Regions from separate parts of the Homo sapiens genome. Here all the other regions are linked to region 2. The links are chromatin loops, found by intact Hi-C in ENCODE. Cell type or tissue: Calu3. All regions are shown on one strand.

Region 1 (2,500 bases), 74 kb before region 2:
TAACCATGAGAGCATAACTGACCATCGGCCTCAGCTGCTGGGCTCTGAAATCCATCACTGTGTTTGTGGTGAGGCCACGTACCAACAACTGGTCATGGCAAAGATACTAAGGCTCATTCCTGTCCTATGTCAGTTGACACTGGCTCCAGGACCCCCAATGCCCTAGCTGAACACTCCTTAACTGCATGGCAGCCTAGAATATGTCCAACTACCTTTTCTCCCTCTTTCCTTCACTCAGATCAGCCTTGCATCATGATCTGATGACTTGCCCAGCCTTGTCCATCTCTCTCCCCATTTTCTGCCACAGGCATCTCCCCTAATAATAGCCTTGCACATTTAATCCCATCTTAGCATCTGGTTCTTGGAGCATACACTTCTCTCTGCAACCAAACTCTGTTCCCTTCTTTGTTCCACATCCTCTTTTCATGGCAGATAAAATCAGCTCTGGGCTCAGTGCATACGGAGCAAAGTCTGACAGCAAGAATGGTCATGGGCCACTGAGGATAACAGGTTTGCTTGCTGGAGCGTGTAATGGAGTCTCCACGATGCCTCATTGGCAAAGATCACCTCTGTATTTCAGCAGGATTGGAGTCTGAACATTCCTGCCTTGATTGCACAATGTCATGGTTTCATTCATAGGGACTTAGAAGAGACACCACTTATTAAACACCAACTGCATGCTGTATCATACCAAGCACTTTAAAAACACTATCTCTAATTTCCTCATCTCAGAGAGGTTTGTATTCTTGTCCCCACTGCACAGGGGAAGAAAGAGTGGTTCCGAGCATTTTCAAGGCCTGTCCAGGAAAGTGGATGTATCCAGACTTGATCCTCTGCAGTGTTAGAGTCACTGTAAACTTTAACTTCCATGCATAAGTATCCAGGCTCACAGATGGTTTGGGGATCTAAGCCTTGATTTCAACTCTGCAGAAGCCAGGAGATTGCATCATTTAAAGAATCCAAGGTCCCGAAGCCAGACATTTCAGGCACTCCAACAGAGGCCTCCTCACTTGGCCCTCCAGGGCTGCTTGGCCTGTTCTCTCATTCGTCCCTGACAGTTGGTATTCTTCCCCTAAACGCCTAACTTGGAAAGCCACTCCCCTCATTCAGCAATCCCTGCCTCAAAAGCGAGCTGCCCTCGCTCCCAGCCATCAGACCATGTTTCTCTCCCCATGCAAAGTTGACTGTGTCCAGCCCATTCTGAATCAGCCAAACTGCTCCGCCTCTTGCTCACAAACAGCTTGCAAAGCGCTTTCACTGAATCGCCTGACAATTTACAACCAGAGCGGGGGTTGTCACGTGCCTCGGATGCCTCCGTCGGGCCCTGGGCTCATTCATCATCAGCCTGGGAAAGCCTCAGGGGCCACGGTACGAAAGGCTGGGAGCCTGCAGGAGCCCGCGCGGGCAGCAGGGGGCGCCCGCCTCCTCCACGCCGCCCTCCTCCCTGCGGGAGCACAGCACACCGCCTCCAGCAGCCGCGCTGACCTCACCCGCTCTGCCACCTGCTCTCAAGAACTCCACAGCAGAGACCGCGCCCACAGCCTCCAAGGAAGGAACAAACATTCAAGAGCAAGTGTCAGAGACTGTGGCAGAACCATGCCATTGTCACTTTGTTCTGTTTTGACCTGCTTGCGTGCTTGGCTTTGACATAGTTGGACTGGAGAAGGTATAAGGCTGGGAGGATGGCGGGTGCTGCAGGTCAGGGCTTCTCAGCCCTCTCCGCACCCGCCCTTATGCAGCCTTGGGACGCGAGGCTGGGCTTTAGGCTGAAGACCTCCGCCCCTGGAACTGCAGAGGAGGGGTCCCTTTCGTTGCCCTTCCTCACATCTTGGCGTTCATAGGGTGGCTGAGAGTTCCTCCCGCTAGAAGAGCCCAAAGAGGGAACTTGAGCCTTGGTTAGATTATCTTCAGTAATAAATGCAGTTAGTCCAGCTACGGATTTCACATTGGCCTTCAGGGCTAATCTGGAGGGAAGATTATCAAGTGCAGGACTCTGTTTGGTCTTGCCTGGACAGTCTAGGATATTCGAATTGCAGTTTCACCAGCTAATATGGAACACAGTCTGCAAACTGTCCTCCCATACTCCAGGGGACTCTGGACTGCAGGAAGCCAAATATACAATTAACAGATATGCACTGAAGAGAGAAAATGGACAAGGAAGATTTGAGACAGCACAGCCCTCTCCAGGCATTCTCACTTCTTAACCTTCACCCCCTACCTCTTAGGGCAGAGGAACAAGGAAGAGCAGGAGGGCAGAAGAGGGCAGGAGCTTCCCAGGATGTACTGGAACCACCCAAGAGTTCTAGCACAGATTTAAAATGTCAAAGAAAGTGTAAGTGTGATGCTGCAAATTGTCTCCACTCCATCCCCTGGGCCCAGACATCTCTCAATTTATGCACGTAAAGGTGTGGAAGTCACAATCCTAACTACCCATGCAGCTGTCCCCACCCATCTAATGGACTTGTAGGGCTTAGGTTGGGATAGGAACCTACTACATGCT
Region 2 (2,500 bases):
CATCTTAGTATCTGTCTCAGTATCTGCTTCCAGAGAACCTAAGTGGCTGGGAAGTCCAAGATTAAGGCACCAGCAGATTCAGTACCTGGAGAAGGCTGATCTATGTTTCCAAGATGGTGCCTCTTCCTCTGTGCTCACATGGTGGAAGGGATGGAGGATGGGTCAGCAGCTCTCTGAAGCCTCTTTTATAAGGGCATTAATTCAGTTCACAAGGGTGGAGCCATCAGGACTTAATCACTTCCCCAAAGGCCCACCTCTTAATACCATCACCTTGGAGTGTAAATTTTAACTTACAAATTTTGGAGGCACACATACATACATTCAAACCATAGAAATTATTTATCTCAATCTTTCAACAATGATTTTCAACTAAAAAGAACTTAAGAGTGGTGCATCATGACCAAGTTGACTTAGGTCAGTTCACTATAATGGTGATACGTGGTTTAGTTTTAGCTGAGGGACTCTTACGTGACTCACCCCCTCATCTCATTCGAGTCTGTCTGTTCAAATGTCATCTCTTCCAAGCAGCCTTCCCTAATGAATCTAACTAATCAAAGGACACACACACACACACACACACACACACACACACACACACACACCATTACTTGTCACTGTGCCTGAATCCTGCTTTACTTTTTGTATTATCAAACCTAAGTTATATTTATTAATTTGTTTATTTGTTTCTGTTTCTTTCCTCCACCAGCATGTAAGCCTTATAAGGGCAGGTACCTTGTGCAGTGCTGTATTCCTAGAGCCTGAAAGCATGCTGGACACATGTCAGAAGTTAATTGTTATCTGTTGATTGAGTACATGAATGCAACTATGCAAAAAAATCTACCTCTGTCAAGTGGCAGCTATGGAGCACTGGGGCTTTAAGGCATCTACAGAAGTGGCCAGCAGTCAAATTTGGGTCCTATAACTCTGCTTGGTGGCCCTCTTCCCCTTGACATTCCCACCCTCTTGACCACCTTGATTCCTGTTCTTTCACGTAAGTTCAATTCATGATCACCAAGAAACAGTTCATCTGACCAGCCCGATTACATAAGTTCAGCAAATGTTTGTTTCTGTGTCAAGTGCCAGGTTTTGACTCTCCATGGGTCACTGGTGCCTCAAGAGGAACACTTCAATATGATGACAGGTGACTAATTAAAAGGGCAGGGCCTGGGAGTGGGGCTGGTTACTAAGCAGAAAGCGCATGCTAAATCAATTGACAATGCAAACACAACTCCGGAGTAGATTTTCAGTTCACATAGAACAATACTATTTTCAAATATTGCTTAAGTAGATAAGAAGCAACTACTTATCTACCAAAAGCAGTGATATGCGGATACAAACCATTCTTATCTATTCATTAAAGCAATTCTCCTGAGTTTCTATACTGGGCAGCAGTTTGTTAATCTAGCTGTAGCATATATTTGAAAAAACATTGAAAGGATGTATATCGCTAACTAGATCTCTCCTCCCAGAATTAGTCTGAATGAGGGTTTAATTTTCAGCACCAATGAAAACAATACCCACATGAGTGAGTCAATTGTGGTAGTGGTGGTGGTGATAGTGGTGGTGGTGACGATGGCCATGGTTGTAGCAGTGGTGTTGGTGGTAGTGGTAGAAATAGCACCACTAGCCTCTTACTATGGGCCGAGCTCTGAGAGAGAGACTGTTAGGACCTCTCGTCCACCAGATCTAGCTTCAGTCTTCTCCTCCACACAAGCTTGAGTTTCATAAAATGTGTTGGGATTAGCAACTGTGCACTGTTGACCTTGTGTCCACAGGGCCTTGCCAAGTTTAGATTTGGAGAAATGTTGCCATCTAGTGCCCCACAGGAGTCTTCACTGTTCAAGCAGCCAAGCCAGTCTCCCTCTGCTTAGCTCCCCCATCTCCCTCCCAGGTAAGAGGCCAGACACGCTGCAGGCCAGAAACGGTGAGTTTGCCCCTTACCTATAGCGGAAACCACAGAAATGTCTCCAGAGATTGTTTTGGTTTTATTTTTTAAATTCCTTTTCTCTTTACAAAATGTACAAATAGAAAGAGCTAGACAGGGGCAAAGAAACAGCAATACAATTAAGAGTTGGTAATGAGTTAACATTTGCCATGTCTAGCAAAACTCAGTGAGGAATGGGAGAAAGATGTTCAGGAGAGCTCCAGATACAGTAGTGAAGTATGTGAAGAGGGCCATTGACATGCACTTCATTGGCACTTTGGGTCACCTCCAGGTGATCCACCTGGATTTTTTCCTCAGCACAGCAAGCACTGTAGACTTTCTCACATTCACCCATCTAAAGCCCTCAGTCTGTTCTCTCAAGCTCATCCTCTTGGCTTTCCGCAGTAACAGCTAACTAAACCCATCAGCTCCTTTGTGCTCTGGGTGTCTTGACCCTCCTCTGTCAGGTAGAAGAGGGATGTTTTCAGTGGAAACTATCAAAGACTGAACAACGATTAGTTATTCTATAAAGGGGCAAGTGGCAAGCCAGGTGGGGAGGGGAGATGCTTAGGGCAG
Region 3 (2,500 bases), 230 kb before region 2:
TCCTTTTACTATCATAATGTCTGCAGCATCTGTTGTTTTATTTCCCTTTTCATTCCTATCATTGTTATTTACATCTTTTCTCTTTTTTATGGGATAATTTTGCCTGAAGTCTATTTTATTGCTATTTTTCTATGAACCAGTTCTTGGTTTTGTTGATCTTCTCTACTGTGTCTTTCTTTTCTATGTCAATATTGTGCTCTTATTATTTCTAAACTGCTCTTTTTCTTTGGGAATGATACACCAGGTTTATTCTTACATTTTTTAAGTTGGAATCTTAGCTCATTGATGTGGAGCCTTTCTTTTCTGATATAACCACTTAAACTATCCATTTCTGGGTGTCATTTTAGCTGTACCTCACAAGTTTTGATATGTTGTATTTTATTGTTCAATTTTTAAAATATTTACATCAGAATTTTTTCCTTTGACCCATGAGGGGTGATGGATTTGGTAAACTGGCATTTATCCTCTTTCTACAAACCTCTTTATACACTACAGAAGTACTACAGAGTCCAAAAAGTGAAAAACTTCATATGTCAGACTCCCTTGCAGCTACAGTTCTGAATGTGAATTAGGTTCCTCCATTCAACACACCTACACATGATTTGAAAGGAGGAACAGAAGTAAATGCCCTCTTCCTGCTGACAGGCAAGGTCATGGAATGTTTTGTTTTTCTTCCATAGCACTCCTGTGTCTAGTCTCTCTGGGTTTTTTAAGAGTTGGTTTTGATGGTGGCAGCACTGAACTCAGAGTTCTCATGTTCAGGCACTGGCTTTGTGGGTATGTGGCAGCTGTGATGGCAGCAGGGGCTGCTTCCTGATCCCTGGGCTATGACCTGAATGTTCACATCCGAATGTTCATATCCCCTGATATCTATCCTCTAAAGCAAGTGTTAAGAGGTGGGAGTCTTTGGGAGGTGACTATGCCATAAGGACTCCACCCTCACAGATGGGATTAGTGCCCTTAAAAAAGGCTTGCCAGGCGCAGCAGCTCACACCTGTAATCCCAGCACTTTGGGAGGCTGAGGCAGGAGGATTACTTGAGCCCAGGAGTTCGAAACCAGCCTGGGCAACACAGTAAAATCCTGTCTTTACAAAATAGAAAAATTAGCTGGGCGTGGTAGTGTGCTCCTGTAGTCCCAGCTACTTGGGAGGTGGAGGTGGGAAGATAGCTTGAGTCCAGGAGGTTGAGGCTGCAGTGAGCTGTGATCATGCCAGCACACTCCAGCCCAGGCAATAGAGTGAGACCCCCATCTCAAAAAAAAAAAAAGAAAAAGAAGTAAAAAGAAAAGAGGGTTCCACCATATGAGGACACAATGTGAAGGCGCCACTTATGAAACAGGCCCTCACCAGACACACATTCTTCTGGTGCTTTGACCTTGGGTTTCCCAGCCTCCAGAACTGTGAGCAACAAATTTATATTGTTTATAAATTGCCCAATATAATGTACTTTGTGATAGCAGCCCAAACAGACTGAGATGCCTGGATCACGGTCCAGTGGCCTGTTCAACTCAACAGTTCCCAGTGGCACGACAGCTGCCACAGGAAACCTGCACAGTGCCCTGGTTCCCACCCTCCCACCCTGGCAGAGTCCAGGGCAGTGCCCTTGGGATATTGTTCTGGGTACCATCTCCATAAACCCCACCTAAAGTTCAATTATCCATGCCTTCCAACAGTTTTGTAATCACCTGATTCCTAGTATGAAGACCTTTTCTGCTCAAAATAGCTATGGTGATTTTTTGATTTGAGTACTGAATGATACAGAGGATTTTTTTAGTTTTAGATATTTATATCTCACAATTGGATTGTTGTCAGAGAATATGTTCTATATGGTACTGAATTTCCAAAATTTGTAAAAGCTAGATTTGTGATCTAGCATGTGGATAATTTTATCAATATTTCTTATGTACCAGCAAAAGATGCATATTCTCCAACTGTTCCTGTAAGTTCTTTATACAATGCATGCTAATTGCGCTGTTCAAATCTCCTATATCCCATTGATTTTTGTCTGCTTAATCCAAAACTTACTGAGAGCAATGTGTTAAAATTTTGTACTATAATGATGGATTTGTCACTTTCTCCTAGATTTGTCGTTTTGCTTAAAATATTGTGATACTGTGTTATTAGATACATACAAGTTTAGAATTGTTATAACTTTCCAGTAAAGTCTATCTTTAATTATTTTGAAGTTACCAGCTTTTCTATCCTTTGACTTTGCACCTTTTTTGTATCCTTATGTCTCATTTAATGGCATAATTTTATTTAAATTCAATCTGACATTCTTTACCTTGTACCTGAATTGTGGTCCATTTACCTTTGTTGGGATTAAAGGTAAGTTTCAATTTATTTTTACCATCTTAATTTTCTACAGATCCCTATTGTAGATTACTGAGTGTGGGTTTCTACTGATCTACTGATTGTTCTTCTCTTTCTCTATCCTTCCTGTTTTACCCCCAGATGTTTTAAGATGCATATTCTTATAAAGACTAAAGTTAATCAATATC

The links. Hi-C counts contacts between places; a loop is a spot of excess contacts. Peaks named below come from ENCODE experiments on the same cell type or tissue, not always from the same donor. Only the 100,000 strongest peaks of a DNase experiment are listed, where the experiment ranks them.
Region 1: a loop joins it to region 2, with 6 times the contacts of the local background. A loop is called at or near these places in 38 of 110 quality-filtered maps.
Region 3: a loop joins it to region 2, with 9 times the contacts of the local background. A loop is called at or near these places in 13 of 110 quality-filtered maps.

What each region holds. Positions count from the first base shown.
Region 1 is chr7:106,008,574-106,011,073 of GRCh38, reverse strand. All of the region lies in intron 8 of CDHR3 (cadherin related family member 3), which reads right to left. Among named protein-coding and RNA genes, the nearest start is that of CDHR3, 47 kb to the right of the region's middle. RefSeq lists a silencer at 1,324-1,513. In Calu3, a CTCF peak has its summit at 1,406 (motif pointing right); a DNase peak (open chromatin) is centred at 1,423.
Region 2 is chr7:105,934,079-105,936,578 of GRCh38, reverse strand. No RefSeq gene overlaps it. Among named protein-coding and RNA genes, the nearest start is that of CDHR3, 28 kb to the left of the region's middle. In Calu3, no CTCF peak of the experiment used is centred here; DNase peaks (open chromatin) are centred at 1,148 and 1,808.
Region 3 is chr7:106,161,501-106,164,000 of GRCh38, reverse strand. No RefSeq gene overlaps it. Among named protein-coding and RNA genes, the nearest start is that of SYPL1, 50 kb to the right of the region's middle. In Calu3, no CTCF peak of the experiment used is centred here; no DNase peak of the experiment used is centred here.